3 separate regions of the Mus musculus genome follow, and regions 1 and 2 are each linked to region 3. The links are chromatin loops, found by intact Hi-C in ENCODE. Cell type or tissue: gastrocnemius. All regions are shown on one strand. Region 1 holds the start of Niban3 (niban apoptosis regulator 3). Region 2 has its middle 22 kb from the start of Abhd8. Region 3 overlaps Unc13a (unc-13 homolog A).

Evidence for each region. A loop is a pair of places that touch in the nucleus more often than their neighbours do. Peaks named below come from ENCODE experiments on the same cell type or tissue, not always from the same donor. Only the 100,000 strongest peaks of a DNase experiment are listed, where the experiment ranks them.
Region 1: a loop joins it to region 3, with 4 times the contacts of the local background. A loop is called at or near these places in 12 of 42 quality-filtered maps.
Region 2: a loop joins it to region 3, with 3 times the contacts of the local background. A loop is called at or near these places in 10 of 42 quality-filtered maps.

What each region holds. Positions count from the first base shown.
Region 1 is chr8:71,593,733-71,598,732 of GRCm38, forward strand. Pgls (6-phosphogluconolactonase) reads left to right here. Exons shown (of 5, transcript NM_025396.3): 2 at 352-459; 3 at 937-1,038; 4 at 1,329-1,469; 5 at 2,325-2,535. The coding sequence ends at 2,459. It overlaps Niban3 (niban apoptosis regulator 3), which reads left to right and starts at 3,976. Exons shown (of 15, transcript NM_001384129.1): 1 at 3,976-4,091. The coding sequence starts at 4,037. In gastrocnemius, no CTCF peak of the experiment used is centred here; DNase peaks (open chromatin) are centred at 93, 2,368 and 3,944; H3K27ac peaks cover 27 bases.
Region 2 is chr8:71,439,453-71,444,452 of GRCm38, forward strand. No RefSeq gene overlaps it. Among named protein-coding and RNA genes, the nearest start is that of Abhd8, 22 kb to the right of the region's middle. In gastrocnemius, no CTCF peak of the experiment used is centred here; a DNase peak (open chromatin) is centred at 2,142.
Region 3 is chr8:71,658,004-71,663,003 of GRCm38, forward strand. It overlaps Unc13a (unc-13 homolog A), which reads right to left. Exons shown (of 44, transcript NM_001029873.2): 6 at 4,852-4,925; 7 at 4,478-4,532; 8 at 3,816-3,848; 9 at 2,439-2,646; 10 at 253-798; 11 at 1-108. Among named protein-coding and RNA genes, the nearest start is that of Unc13a, 11 kb to the right of the region's middle. In gastrocnemius, a CTCF peak has its summit at 2,957 (motif pointing left); DNase peaks (open chromatin) are centred at 97, 726, 1,932, 2,565 and 1 more place.

The DNA.
Region 1 (5,000 bases), 64 kb before region 3:
TTAACAGAGTCCCCAGCACCCCCATCTCTAGGGCACAGCATCCTGGCATTCTGACATTTGCCCCCAGCCTCTCCCTGGCATTGCTCCACTGAGCTGGACTTACTCCAAGAGCCAGACATGGAGACACAGGCAGGGTGTCTAAGAGTAGATCACAGTCTTCTTCCTGGAGTTCACCTCTGTATAGTCAGGTGCCAGCTGTGTACTGGATGCAGCCAGGCTGAGTCCCTGATTGAGGGAGCCCGAGCCACTCCGAAGAGTCAGCCAGGCTGTGGAGAAGAACGCCGTGTGACTCAGGGTTCCTGGCTTTAGGCAAGTCATGTTACTCCTTGACTATCCCTTCCCCTTCTACAGACACACCTGCTCTCAAAGCTGCCCATCCCAGACAGCCAGGTCCTTACCATCAATCCTGCCCTACCTGTGGAGGATGCTGCAGAGGACTATGCCAGGAAACTGAGACAGGTGGGTCCCGGGACAGGTAGGAAAGCTGTAAAAGACTGCGGCAGAGATGACTGCTTAGGGACACAGACTGTCACCATGGTGGGGAGACTTGGGCTGGAGCCTTACATCTCAGGGACACTCATCTGCAGACCTGAGGTTCTTGTCCACTAAAATGGGAAACAAGCCCCCGGACTGGATCAGTCAGGTGTGGTAGTGCATCTGTGACCCCTAGCACTTAGGAGACTAAGGCAGGAGGCTTTTTGAGGCCTGCTTGGGCTGGAGGGTAATGCTTACCCTCAAAAAAAAAAAAAAAAAAATCCTACAGACCTCATACCATGTTGAAGCTGCCCTGTGCAGGAGTGGCCACTGTTGTGTAGGGAATGTGCTGAGCGGGCACATTCAGCAGAAGGTGGTCTAAGCTGAGATAGAACCAGATTTCAGCTTTTTTGTGTGTTACCTCTGAGCTCGCACACACTTGACCCACCATCCTTCTGTCAGGCCTTGCAAGGAGACGCTGTCCCTGTGTTTGACCTGCTGATCCTGGGAGTGGGCCCTGACGGCCATACCTGTTCGCTCTTCCCTGACCATCCCCTCCTACAGGTGAGCGTGGGGGGGGGGGCCTCCTGGCCCTGATACACCAGGCTGTGTCAGTCTTCTGGGTATCTGAGCATCCGTGCCCCTCAGTTCCGCCCTGCCGAGCGTCAGCTCCCATGATGATGGTGGTGCATGTCTGTCATCACAGCATTTGCTGTGAGGGTGAGGGCCACCTGGATACTGAGTACGGCCCTGTCTCAGAAACCCAAGAGAGCAACAGGAAAACCTGTTGGCATTGTAGACCTGGTGCTTGGAGGGGCGGTTCCATCCCAGTCCTCACTGGCTGCCTTCCCCAGGAGCGGGAGAAGATCGTGGCTCCCATCAGTGACTCCCCAAAGCCACCACCGCAGAGGGTGACCCTAACGCTTCCTGTGCTGAACGCAGCCCAAAGTATCATCTTTGTGGCCACGGGGGAAGGCAAGGCAGCTGTGCTGAAGGTAAGAAATGGACAGTGGAGGCCAGTCAGGGGACAGACATACTGCCAGTGTGTGAGAGGGCAGTCATCGACAAGGCCACAGTGTCCTGGGGTAGAGTCCCTGCACCCCCTCCCCCAAACTCCTTCACAAAGAATACCAAGGCTCCTTGGCCAATGGTCTGTCTCCAGGCTCAGTGAAGGACTGTATGAAGGGGATGAGGTAGAAGGTGAGAGAGCAGGACACTAGACACACACATTTAAAGAGAAAGAATAGAAGGGGAAAAGAAAAGGAAGAAGAAAAAGGTCAGGGTCAGAGAGAGAGATAGCTACCAACCGGTGAGTACCCGACTTCCATTCTCAACTAGTTGTATCTCCAGCCCCAGGGAATCCAGCACCCTCCTCTGGCCTCTGTGGGCACCAGGCATGCTCATGGTACAAATACATATAGGAGTAACACCCATACACATTAAATAGAAATAAATAAGTAAATAAATAAAAAAGAATTTGCAAAAAGTGAAGGGCGGGGATGGGGCAAGATGGCTTAGTGTGGTTATAGATGCTTGCCCCCAAGCTTGACAACCTGAGTCCAGTCCCCAGTACCTCCTGTTGTCTCCATACTGGGGAGGCAGAAAGGAGGAGTCCTTGGCTACATAGCATGTTCAAGGGCAGCCCGTGCTAGATGAGGCCCTGCCTCCTAATAAAAACAAAAACCAAATCCAATTCCACACCTCGAAGCTTTGGATCCCACGGTGTGCGAGGCGGAGCGCAGAGCAAGGTTCCGTGGGTCCCGGGTCCCCTGTCCCCAGACCGAACAGACCAGTGTGAGCCCCAACTTGCTCTGCGTGGCCTCTGAGGCAGGTCCTGGTCTCGCACACAGCGCATCCTGGAGGACAAGGAGGGCACGTTGCCCGCCGCCTTGGTGCAGCCGCGCACGGGCGCCCTCTGCTGGTTCCTGGACGAGGCAGCTGCCCGGCTGCTGTCTGTGCCCTTCGAGAAGCATTCCACATTGTAGGGGGTGCGCCATGCACGCCGTGGGCACTTCGGGTGTTGTGGGAGCGGACTAGCTGCGGATTAAACAGCTTTGCTGGAACTATTGTTTCTGTGGTTCTTGTTGGGGGAGGGACAACAGAGCAGAGCATACACACGGATCAGAGAAGCGTGGCCTGGACTTCTGGCCCGGCAGTGTATGCTCTGTTCCAAGTCTGGCCACATTCTCTGCTCCAAGGGTCAGAACTAACTCACAGGTACCAGGCTCCTTGCGGTCCCGAGTGACTGCTTGTGTTCTAGCCATGGTGAAGAGAAGGGTTCACCTGGGGCCTCAGCCAGAGCCTTCATGGCCCCCTGAGGATGCACTGTCTCCTGCAAGCTTGTTCGGAGCCTTGAGCAGGGTGAGCTACCTGATAAGGTTCTCCTGATGTTGTCACAGGGCCCCCTACCGATGGGAGAAGTGTCTGGGGTGACTCTTGGGATGCTTTCTCCCTTAGACAGTTTTTTCTCTTGCCGCTTATAAAGACTGGGATGTGGGTCCAGAGACTGGAGTATAAGCAGCCAGCTTGGAGCATGAAGTGGGTCGGTGCATCATTGTCCTGACCCTGCCAGTTCCAAGGACCTAGTTGGAGAGGCTGGTGGGCTTGTCTGAGGGAACATCCCCTCACCAAGGTAATGCAAGCCAGGCAGGAGGTAGGAATTGAAGCCTCCCAGAACCGACTTGGCAGGTAGGCCAGAAGGGCGGGGCCAGAACCACAAATGTGAACTTTCTTTAGATGTCTGGTCCCTGAGGGCTCCTCAGCTGTGGCAAAGAGGAAGTAGGATAGGCTGGGGCAGAAGCCAGCAAAAGACACAGTGGAAAATCCTGGGGACTTCTACAAGAGCAGGTGCCACCCACGCACCAGCCAAGCAGAGGCTGAGACACCCTGAGAAAGGAAAGGGACATAGGCATGAGGACCCCATGTGAGCGCTGTGTCCCTTTCTCAAGGGGGAATTTACTGCTTTGCCATTGATGCATAGGACCTGCCTCATGCTTCAAGGTGGCCACTTACACTCCAGCCATCACATTCCAGCCTCTGGAAAGGGAAAAGAAAAGGAAGGTGCCTACATGTAAGGAAGCAGGCTACATGGGGATGGGTGTGTGTGTGTGTGTGTGTGTGTGTGTGTGTGTGGTGTCCCTCCATACTGATAACCTACTCCTTGCTCATTCATTTGTTCAGTCAGCAACCCATTCCTTTGGCTTTCAGAGATAGGACTTCATGTAGCCCAGGCTGGCCTCCATGGCCTAAACTCCCCATCCCCCTGCCTCTGCTTTCTGAGTGCTGGGATGGCAGAGATGTGCCCCACCCATCCATCTGTGCCAGGGCGTTGTTTTTTTTCTCACACTCCCTGGGTCTCCCCTGGGGCTGTCCCCACTACCCCTGACAGAAACCACCAGTCTTGGTCCAGCCTGTCCCTTGAGGCCAGGAGGAGGCAGGTGCAGACAGGAGGGGTGGAGAGTGGTACCAGATGGCCATATGTACCCTCCTGGCACTTGGGCCACTCAGCTGCCATCCAGTATCCTGAGCAGAGGGACCCAGGACAGCTCTGTATGGTGGCAGGATGGGGGCACAGCCTTCCTGCCCCCTGGGTAGACGGCAGCGGCAGCAGCTTCAGGGTAAGCAGACAGGTCAGGGTCAAGTCATGCTGCCATTGCATGCGAGGCCAATGCTGGCATGTGCTCCTGGTGCCAATACAGGGTTCATTATTTTAACTGTCTCTGGTCTTGTCAGGGGTGGGCTTGTGTTGGAAGATTTCAGATTTTTTTGTTCAGTTTTTCGAGACAGGGTTTTTCTGCGTAGCCATGGCTGTCCTGGAGCTCACTCTGTAGACCAGGCTGGCCTCGAACTCAGAGAGATCAAAGGCACACTCCATCCTGCCTGGCTCTGGAGGGCTCCAGATTTAAATGAAATCCAAGTAGCTGGATACAGTGTTACACACCTGCCATCCGAGCACTTGGGAGGCACAGGCAGGCAGATCTCTGGGAGTTTGAGGCCAGACTGGCCTAAAGAGTGAGTTCCAAGACAGCCTGGGCTATATGCAACTCTGTCTCAAGACAAAACAAAGTGAAATGTGAAGTTTTTGATTTGTTAGTGGAAGCTAGGGCCCCACTGAGGTTGGGGGTAAGGGCACGGTCAGGTGGTCTCTGAGGCTGGGAAGTCTGTCTGCATGGACACTGGGACTTGACTAAGGCTTAGCCAAGGCCAGGCTGAGCTTCAGCTCCCTGTCCTGTCCCACACCTTGACCTGGGAGAGTGTCTAGACCAGCAGGACTTGGTGGATGTCCCCAAGGGAGGTGGCTAGACCAGGCTGGAGGAGGGTGTGTGGTTACAGTGAGTATGAGAACAGCATTTGGGGAGGGGAACAGCCCATGCAAAACCCTGCATGTGCTGCTGAGTAATCTCTCCAAGTCCCAGGATTGACCACCACTTGTATTTGCTGTGTGCCACTGGGTGAATAAATTGCCCTCTCTGGGCCTCATTCTCCTGAGATGCAGCAACATATTTGGTTTTTTGGTTTTGTTTTTT
Region 2 (5,000 bases), 220 kb before region 3:
ATTGCTGTCCATCACCAAAGGAAGTCAGGACTGGAACTCAAGCAGGTCAGGAAGCAGGAGCTGATACAGAGGCCATGGAGGGATGTTACTTACTGGCTTGCTTCCCCTGGTTTGCTCAGCCTGCTCTCTTATAGAACCCAAGAGTACCAGCCCAGGAATGGCACTGTCTATAATGGGCCCTACAACTTGATCACCAACTGAGAAAATGCCCCACAGCTGGATCTCATGGAAGCACTTCCCCAACTGAAGCTCCTTTCTCTGTGATAGCTCCAGCCTGTGTCAAGTTGATACACAACAGCCAGTAGAAGAACCTAAGAAAATTAGGATATTGGCCAAGTCCTAAAAAGCTGTGACATTTTTTTCCCAATCTCTGTGTGATGGGAAAGCACAGCAACTGAAACCCTGGCTGCAACAGTCTCTGGGAGGCTGGACCAGTTGAGCTAGCATTTTTTTAAAAAGATATATATATATATATGAGTACACTGTAGATGTACAGATGGTTGTGAGCCATCGTGGGGTTGCTGGGAATTGAACTCAGGACCTCTGCTCGCTCTGGCCCTGCTCACTGCAGCACAAAGATTTATTTATTATGTTAGCACACTGTAGCTCTTTTCAGACTCACCAGAAGAGGGCATCAGATCTCATTATGGATGGTTGTGAGCACCATGTGTTTGCTGAGATTTGAACTCAGGACCTTCAGAAGAGCAGTCAGTGCTCTTAACTGCTGAGCCATCTCTCCAGCCCAAGCTAGCATTTTGAAGTTGTCCTGGGTGCAGATTTTGAGGAAACAGCTATTGGAGCAGTCGAAGTTGGATCACCTGAGCTATGTGTTTTGTGTTCTTTGTTTTCTGGTCTGTTTGTTTTGTAAACATGTAAACTTCAAAGGTAATATATGTTTCTGCATTAAAAATGTAAGGAATGTTCACTGTGTGCAATTCAGTTAAAGAAGATTCTCTGTTCTTTGTTTGAGCAGGAGGAAGGCATCAAAATTTGGACTGTATATCTAAACTGTAATATAAATTTTCATCCATGCCATTTGAAAGGATGGCATGATAAGTCTTGAGGACTCTGTAGGCAGCAAGACTTATTGGCTGTGCATAGCTGAAATCCTAGCTGGAGACATTTTCTTGTCTCAGCCAGTCTCAAAGCTGTTCCCATGTCGAGGAATATACAGCATATACTTTACATGTTTTGTTCTTCCTGTTTTCTTCCTTCGTGTCTGTAGCCTAAGTCTTCAGGAGGTCTCTCCTGGTCAAATATAATCTTTATTATTTTTGATGGAATCTATAGATTTTCTTCTTCTGTTGAAACAAAGACAAATTTCTTCCCCAAAATAACACAATTCCTTCATTCCATACTGAGGTTATCACATATGTAGGCTGATCTAATTCTGCAGTTCTTTCTAAAATCCAGCACATTTCAGCAGCTGTGTTATCTGTCTCATTGTCATTAATAAAATTAAAGATACATAAATCATATTTAATGTTATCTCCAGGAGATCCCTCAGCCCCATTCTGTTCTATGAGCATTTTCTTTAAAGTCCAGTAAAATCTTTTTACAATTGTTTGACCTGTAGAATTGTGAGACATGCCAGTAACATATTTTATGCCATTGTGTCTAAAACATTGTTGTATTCTTCTGGATACATATGCTGGAGCATCATCAGCTTCAGTCTGCAAAGGCATCTCTAAGATCACCTCCATCTCTAATAAATGTGCAATCTAAGAATCATTCCTTTCAGAACTGAAGGCAAAAACATATTGACATCTTGAGTAAGTTTCAATTGTATAATGTACTAATGTATGCACATATCTTTTTTTTTTTTTTTTTTTTTGGTTTTTTGAGACAGGGTTTCTCTGTGTAGCTCTGGCTGTCCTGGAACTCACTTTGTAGACCAGGCTGGCCTCGAACTCAGAAATCTGCCTGCCTCTGCCTCCCAAGTGCTGGGATTAAAGGCGTGCACCACCACGCCCGGCATATGCACATATCTTAATTCACCAAACTCTACATAATAGAACACATAATCTACTGTATGCCATTGATATTAGGTAGCATTGTTAAATAGAATTTGTATTCTTAATTCAGCATAAGTCTCTATCTAGAAATTTAATAGACTGCCATTCTGCAATCTGGTCACAAGGTGGCGGCATAGGACTTAGAATGGAATCATCTGACGCTCCTTTACTCTGAATTAGAGTTTTCTAGCTCTTCTAGTGCCTCCACTCTAGCATGTAATTTCCTAGTCTTTCCATTCTCTAAATCGGTTTTCTTTTATTTCTCTTAAAAAAAGATATATGAAATTATGTGAAACAAAATTGTGTGGAATCCGGATGCATTGTGTTGTGTTTTCCTTCTTTTTTTTTTTTTTTAATTACAGAAAAACAAATATTTTTAAACCTTTCTCTTTTTCCTTGGAAGACCTTATTTTTTTATTTACAAATTAAGTGTTTGTTTCTTCTTTAATGTTTTCAATTTTAGATATTATCAGTTCAAAAGTTTGGATCTTTTCAGTCCCACCTCAGCTCTGGGGAACATGTACCTTCGCCCTTCTGAGCATCTGCAGGCTTGTTCTTCCAGCACCTGTCTGTGGCGGCTGGCTCCGCCCCTACGGTTCTACTAGCAGGCTGCCCCTGCGGGGTTTGGGGCTGGAGCCTCGATTTGCTCTTCCGTGAGAACCCGAGCCTCACACCCATGGGCATCAGCTGGTGAGCCTAGGTGCCCGCCCCAGCTCCCGGTCGAACTTCTGCATGCTGGGGTTCACTCGGCACCAGCGCCAGGTAGCTCCAAAGCAGCTCTGGGAAGTTGCCCACGTGGCCATGCACTGAGGCTCTGGTTCCTCACACTTTACCTGCTGCTCCCAGGCCTCCATTTGCTCTCTTTAAAGGGATTTAGCCTCCCTGCCCTGCTAGGACACTCTGGGAAGTGCTTGTGCCCTGCCTTTCCACCACGGCTTTTTCTCAGGTTCTAAGCCTGGATTCTAACAGTCCTTAATGGACTCCATTTGTAACTGTGGGTTTTCCACACGCACCCCAGTTCCCGAATAGGACTCGGAGGCTATATTTTATTTACGAATAAATGCCTAGGCCATAAGGTTTGGCTTGTTCCCCAACTAGCTCGTAACTTACATTAATCCGTTTATACTATTCTATGTCTTCCACGTGGCTAATTACCACTCAGTTTCATACGACCAACTTCCTCAGAGTCTGGGTGGCAAATATTTCTCTCTTGACTCCGAGAGATCCTCTCTGTTGTTGCCCCACTTTCTAACCCTGCCCTTTCTTTATTGGCCACCTGCTTTTTATTGATTGACAGCTGATGCTTCCACACAGTACACAAGAGATTATCCCTACACTGAAGATTTTATTAGGTATTTTCCGGTGGACTTGGGTGTAAATTAAGACAGAGTTATGGCCCGGCATGGGGGTGCACGCCTTTAATCCCAGCACTTGGGAGGCAAAGGCAGGCTGATTTCTGAGTTCGAGGCCAGCCTGGTTTACAAAGTGAGTTCCAGGACAGCAAGAGCTACACAGAGAGAAACCCTGTCTCGAAAAACCAAAAACCAAAAACAAACAAACAAAAAAAGACAGAGTTATGACTCATCAGTGCGTGTCTACAGGCTTCTGCCTTCTCTGAAACCAGGAGCAGCTGTCTTAGTCCCGGCCATAGGTGTCCTCTTAGGGGCTCGAGTTATATCTCAAAACCCAGGAAGCCTCTCATTCCCTCTTGATAAAAGATCATTAGTTGGCTTTGGTGAAGCCTTGGATGGGGCCATGATCTGAAAAGCTGAAAGCAGGAACCCACTTGAGCTGCATGGCCTCCCTGTCACTGGTCTACCATTATCCATTATCCATTTCCAGTCAGTGCTGGGAGGCTACGGAGACACCAACAAAGAAGAATCATTGCGGTCCAGCGGTTCACGGGCTGATCTCACCACTTCTTATCATTTTTTTTTTTAATCAAAAGAGCAACAGTGAGTACAGGGGTGGAAGTACTGCCCTCTCTCGAGCAGCTGCATCCACAGGTGTGGATGGGAGCCAGGAGCCCCACCCAAGGAGGACACACTTCTCCTAAGCCCACTGACTGTACTGGGTTAGATCTCAATGCCTAGCCAAGCTGAGGCCCGTTGAGGCCATTGTTGAAGCTGGGTCTCCAGTTTTGATAGATTCCAAACCAGTGCTGTGGCCTTTGTATTTCCACCACCCACATCTGGCTGCTTGTTTCTACCCCCAGCATACTTTCTTACAGGGAAAGGAGGCAATTTATTTTTCTCAACTTACTTTAATGAGGGTTCAACCTCCCTCTAGCTCACCACCCACCCACCAGAGGTAGTGGGAAAGAAAGGTTATTAGGAAACAGGGGAAGTGGACCTGTTTAGAAATAGTTCTTTGTGCTGATTCCAAACTTTGTTGTTCTCAGCCCAGGGCACTAGCAAACACCACACACAAATCAACAGCTGCAGTCCAGACCATTTGGCAGACAGCGCATACGAATCAGCAAAGGCAGTTCAATTCAGAAAAACCGTGAGGCTTCCCAACTGGCCTGAGTCTACAGAATCAGCAAGAAGCCACAGGAACCTCACAAGATGTCCTTAAACACTTTAACCTCCCTTGTAGCCCACCACCCACCAGAGGTAGTGGGAAAGAAAGGATATGTGGGAAGTGGACCTATTTAGAAATGGTTCTTTGGAGCAAATCCCATCTTGTTGTCTGGAAATCATCAGCTCGATCCACTTACAATCACTTCATGGATACACCAGCAGTCCAGTTCAGTAGAGTTGGGATAGCAAACAGGAATCAGTAGTGGTGGCACTACCTAGCAAAGACAGCCAGACCTCAGTCTGGAGGGACACCAGTTCTCCACTGTGCCTCTCTCAGTGAAACAAAGATCAGCAAAGACGAGATCAACAAACATAACACAGCTAGCTCTGTAAGCAAGCCCAGCTCACTCAGCCTCTGTCACTGTGAGTCAAGTCCTACTTACACCCTCCAAACATCACATGT
Region 3 (5,000 bases):
TCCTGCAGCTGCATGCGCACCTTGTTGAAGGCTCGCAACCAGTTGGCTTTGGCTCTGGACATGGCATCCTGCCCTTCCTGGCCCTCTTCCTCCTCTCGAGATCTGAAACTAAGCCGGGGAAGGCGGGCAGGGGCTCAGAACGTCTCTGTGGGATCCCAGCCTCCCGCTCCAGCTCTGCCTACACAACGTGCTGCTCTCAGAGGCCCACAGAGCCCTCTCAATGCTGCCCTGCACCTCAGTTCCTCCAGATACCTCTCCTCAGACTTGGGGGGCTCGGCTTCCTGCGCACGCTCTGCAGCTGCCTTCTCCTCGGGTGTGGCTGCTTTGGGGATGCCTTTGGCCACCTCGGGGGCCTCTGTAGGCACAGCTGAAACCTTGTCATCCTTCTGAGGCGCAGCCGTTGGGAAGCTGATCCGCTTGAACTCTTTGGGCTCAGCCACAGTGGTGTCCTCCTGCTGGGTGTAGCTGGCCAGGTCATCAGGCACCTCCTCCTCCTCCTCCAAATCCTCTTCCTCCAATTCCTCCTCCCCCTCCTCCTCCAACTCCTCCTCCTCCTCGGGCAGCTCCTCATCTTCCAGGTCCTCCAGGTCCTCCAGGTCCTCATCGTCCTGGTCCCAGCGGGGTGAGTCCTTGTGGTAACTCACGGAGCTGTGACAGGAGTGATAAGAATCGCGGTCCCTCTCGTCATCCAGCTCCGAGCCCTGCAGGCTGTGCTCATCAGGGTCGAAGTCCTCGCTCAGCTGTGAGCTTCCCTGGCTCAGCTCCCCGGAAGAAGCATAGCGGCTGCTGCCTGTGGGGCTGTGGAGAAACGGTCAGACCTTGGCCACACCACCATCCCTCCCCCTGCCAACACCATCACCCAGGGTGTGCTCAACAAAGTCAGAGTGCCTACTGTGTGCTCATTCTTGCTCAAGAGACCAGGAGCAAGACTGCATCACCCAGGCCCGTAAGCGGCATGAAATGAGTGCTTATGTGTGCTCGATGCTGGAACATGGACCACACATCTGCTCATCGTAGAATGAGCACCTACTGGGGGGGCTCATCCCTTTTGGCTCCAGGAACACAGGTCCACCTATCAGCCACATGTGTGCTTATCATGGATCAAGCAGCCATTGTGTCTATGTTACTGCTCAAGACATTAGAAACACGGGGCACAGGAGCCACGCACTTACTCGGCATGAATTGAGCCCCTGTTGGGTACATGCTGCTGTTCAGGCACCGAGCACTGGCTTAACTGAGACTCACAGACCCTTGCTCTACTGGTATAGCTTCAGCCATCTCAACAGTCTCAACCTGTGCACCCACTCTTCCTTCCCTGCAGCCCGTGACACTCTGCCACGCCCAGTCATCTATTATAAGCTCCTAATGTTCAACCTAGATTATTCCAAACGGAACCTGTCCCTGCCCATAGCCAAACCACCTTGTTTGGCAGTTTGGATGTCAACCAGGGGTGATGTGCACACACACACTCCTAGTAGTGAGGTTTTGAAGTGCACCGCAGGGCTGAGCTGGCCGAGAGGCTGGAGTCCACCACCCCTGCTTACTAAAGGGTAGGATTGGCTGTACCAAGAGTCTTCCCTACTGGCTTCCATAGGCTGGGTCTGAATCCATTCCAATGAGTCCCCTGGCTCCTCGAACCCTTGATGGAAACCTTCACCTTTGATGGGGAGATCCCAGCACCATGCTCGTCCCTGTCCTCAACTGACCCCACAGCAGGTCCTGGTCCACTCATGCCCTTTGCAGATGCATGAGCTAGCACTAGCCACAACAGGCAACATGGGGATCAGGGTAGTGGTCTCAGTACACAGACTCTGCCTTGAGTCCATTGCTGTTCCTTAGGCCTCTCCACAGACAAGCTTAGGGGGCCCACACCCTGTCCCACCATCTGTCCCTCCCAGAGATTGCCACCAGACACCACCAGTCAAGCATGAGAGTACTTGCAGTTCAGTTGGCATAGTGCCTGAGTAGCATGTGTGAAGCCTTGGCTTTCATCCCTGGCATAGCATAAACCAGGAGTGGTACCTGTCATTGTTACAGCTGGTAGGTTAGGGCAGGAAGCACATGGAGCCAGAACATTTAAAAGGGGACTCGTACACAGGAAGAGAGGTGGCACCTAAGCCTTGCTTTTGTTTTTTTGAGACAGGGTCTCATGTAGTCCAGGCTATCCCACAACTCCCTACACAACTAGGAAAGGCTCTGGAAGCTACAAGAAAAGTGCCAAGGACTAACATAGGTCTCAGTGGGGTATAAGGGCTTGCCACCAAGCCTGGTGACCTGAGTTCAAAGCCACAAAGCAGTGGGGAGAGAGGGAAGCCAACAACTTGTTATATATAACACACGTACCCCCAAACAAAATAAATGTAATTTTAAAATGTAAATAGAAATGTTCTGTGAGATGAGCCCGTGCATTCCCGGCCACTCCCCCGCTCCACAGCCACCTGAGCGCCCGCGGCTCAGAGAACTCCTCATAGCTGTGCATGGAGTCACTGTAGGACTCCCGGGACCCCAGAGGGGGCGGTCGCACGGAGTACTGGTGCACAGAGGCGTTGGGCTGCGAAGTCGTATAGTAGGGCGGTGGGATGCTGTTGCTGGTCTCACTCCTATAGTCACTGTCCCGGTCATCCACCGCACTGTCGGGGTCGTCATCTGCAAGGAAGAGGAGGGAGAGGAAGGGTGAAGACTGGAGAGCACACAGTGGGTCTAAGCCAGCCTCCCTCTGGGGCGTCGTCAAACTCTGCTATAGCACTGACATAGGCTCTAGCAGGACAGAAGGAAGCTTCCGGTGTGTCAGCTCTCCGGCCTGGAAGGACAGGGACCCAGCTGTGCGGCCTGGGAGGATGGAAATTCAGTTGTGCCACCTGGGAGGACGGTGATCCATCGACTGGGATACGACCAGTGCTGTGAAGGGGACTCTGGTTTCACGGAGCCGCTCATGCTCACTTCCTAGCAGAGCGCGCCCTCTAGCGGTCGCTGAACAAATGTCAATCAGGACCGTTAGCCGCGCTCACTGCAGAAACTAGACCTGGTTATCTAGCTTTTGTTTTTAGCTAAAGCTACATACAGGAAAGACACCCAAACTGGAGTCTGTGCTTTCTACCAACTGTTTATAAAAGTATTATATTATTCTGGACGTGGTGGCGCATGCCTTTAATCCCAGCACTTGGGAGTCAGAGGCAGGTGGATCTCTGAGTCTGAGGCCAGCCTATCTACATACACAGTAAGTTCCAGGACAGTCAGGGCAACACAGAGAAACCCTGCCTCGAAAAAAAAAATATTACATGTATTCATTGTAGGGGCACGTGTGACACAGCACGTGTATAGAAGCCAGAGAAAATATTGCAGGAATCAGCTCTCGCCTTCTGCTGTGGGTGACAGAGACTGAGCTCAGATCCCTGAGTTCCCACTGAGCCATCCCACCTGCTCCAACATAGGGTTTTTGACCAAACTGCCTACCACTTTGGCTTGGAGAGAATCATCTACTTTGGGCCCCACTAGCTTCCCTGTGACACAACCAGACTGAGGCTTTAACCAGAAGTATCTGCTTTGTACAGGCGACACTGGAACCAAGGGCCTCATGGATGTTGGGCTAATGGTCGACAAGGGTAAGGATGTCTTAGGAAACTGGTTTTCCCTCAAGGACATGGCCCTGGCTGCTGTTGACGACCAGGCCCCATTCTCCTGCATCAGTGTGACATGGGGTCACTTCTAGAGTGGTGACAGGGGAACAGAGATGGGGATGTGAGGGTGAGGTCACATATGGGGCCACGTAATGAGGGGCCTTGGGGTCTTCAAGATGCCCACTTCTCTTTACTTACTCTGTTCTCCCCAGCCAAAGTAATTCCAGTTGCCTAGGAGGGAACAGGCACAGTGAACCTCAGCTGCCCTCTCTTCCCGCAGCCCCACCCCCACCCCCCAGCAAGGAAGGCTTATGACTTTCCCCCAGGGCACCACCTTTCCAAGCCCCCATACTATCTCCAGCAGGGGGATTTTAAAAAGCAAAACAAAAGACAAACCTACAAACAAACAAACAAAACCCCCCCAGGGGCTGTGCCTCCCCCTCCTCCTCTTGGTCTGAGGATCTGAGATAGAGTCTCTCATAGGCTCTTGTGCTCCCCAACCAGGCTGGACCACACTGGGCTGTGAGCTACTTCAGTGACAGGCAGGAACAGTGCAGTAGCTCAGCAGTAGCTCGCTGCTGCTCAGAAACCTGAGGCAGGAGGATGGCTGAAGCCCAGGATTTCTAGTCAGGCGGGGTCACACAGGAGTCAAACCCTAAGACAGTGGTGGCTGATGTAGTGGGATGGGGTCCCTCAGCCCTGGACTCCATGTCTGGCTTGGCCCTGGCTGTCACTTTTTCAGGCCATCCAGGCAGCTGCTGGGACACAGCAAAGCAGGAATTGCACACCAGGCTTGGCTGCTAGACCGAGCAGAGGGGGAGTGGGCAGAGGGGGAGCAGGAGCGGGCGGGTGGCACTCACAGCACTGGCTGCTGGGCACTGGCAGCGGCTTGTCCTGCTGGTCCTGGAAGGAGTACTGGGGAGGGGACGGTGTGTCAGGGACAGTGGACACGGCTCACTCTGGTAAGCCCACTGCATCTGACTTTGTGCAGCCACGGAGCAGGACAGAGAGACAAAGAAGGCAAACCAAGAGGAGCAGCCAGACAGCCCTTTGCTGTGTCCCTCCTTCCCCCAAGCCCCAAGAACACCGCATGAGTTTGAGCTGTGGATTGGGACACTCTGAGCACAGAAGGGAGAGCTGCCTAAGGCTGGGATGGCAGGGAAGATGGGGCATTTCATGTCTCCATGTGTCCCTGGAGAGGTTGGGTCAGGAAGCTCACCTGGAGGTGACTCACCTCATCCTGGTCACGCATGGCATTCAGCTGCTCCAGCTTCTTGGCCCAGTAGCGTGCCTCCTCCTCAGGGATGTCTACAAGCAGAACCTTCACGTCCCGGGCTCTGGGGACCCCTGGCCTCCCTCCCTTGGGCCCTGGTTCAGTGATTG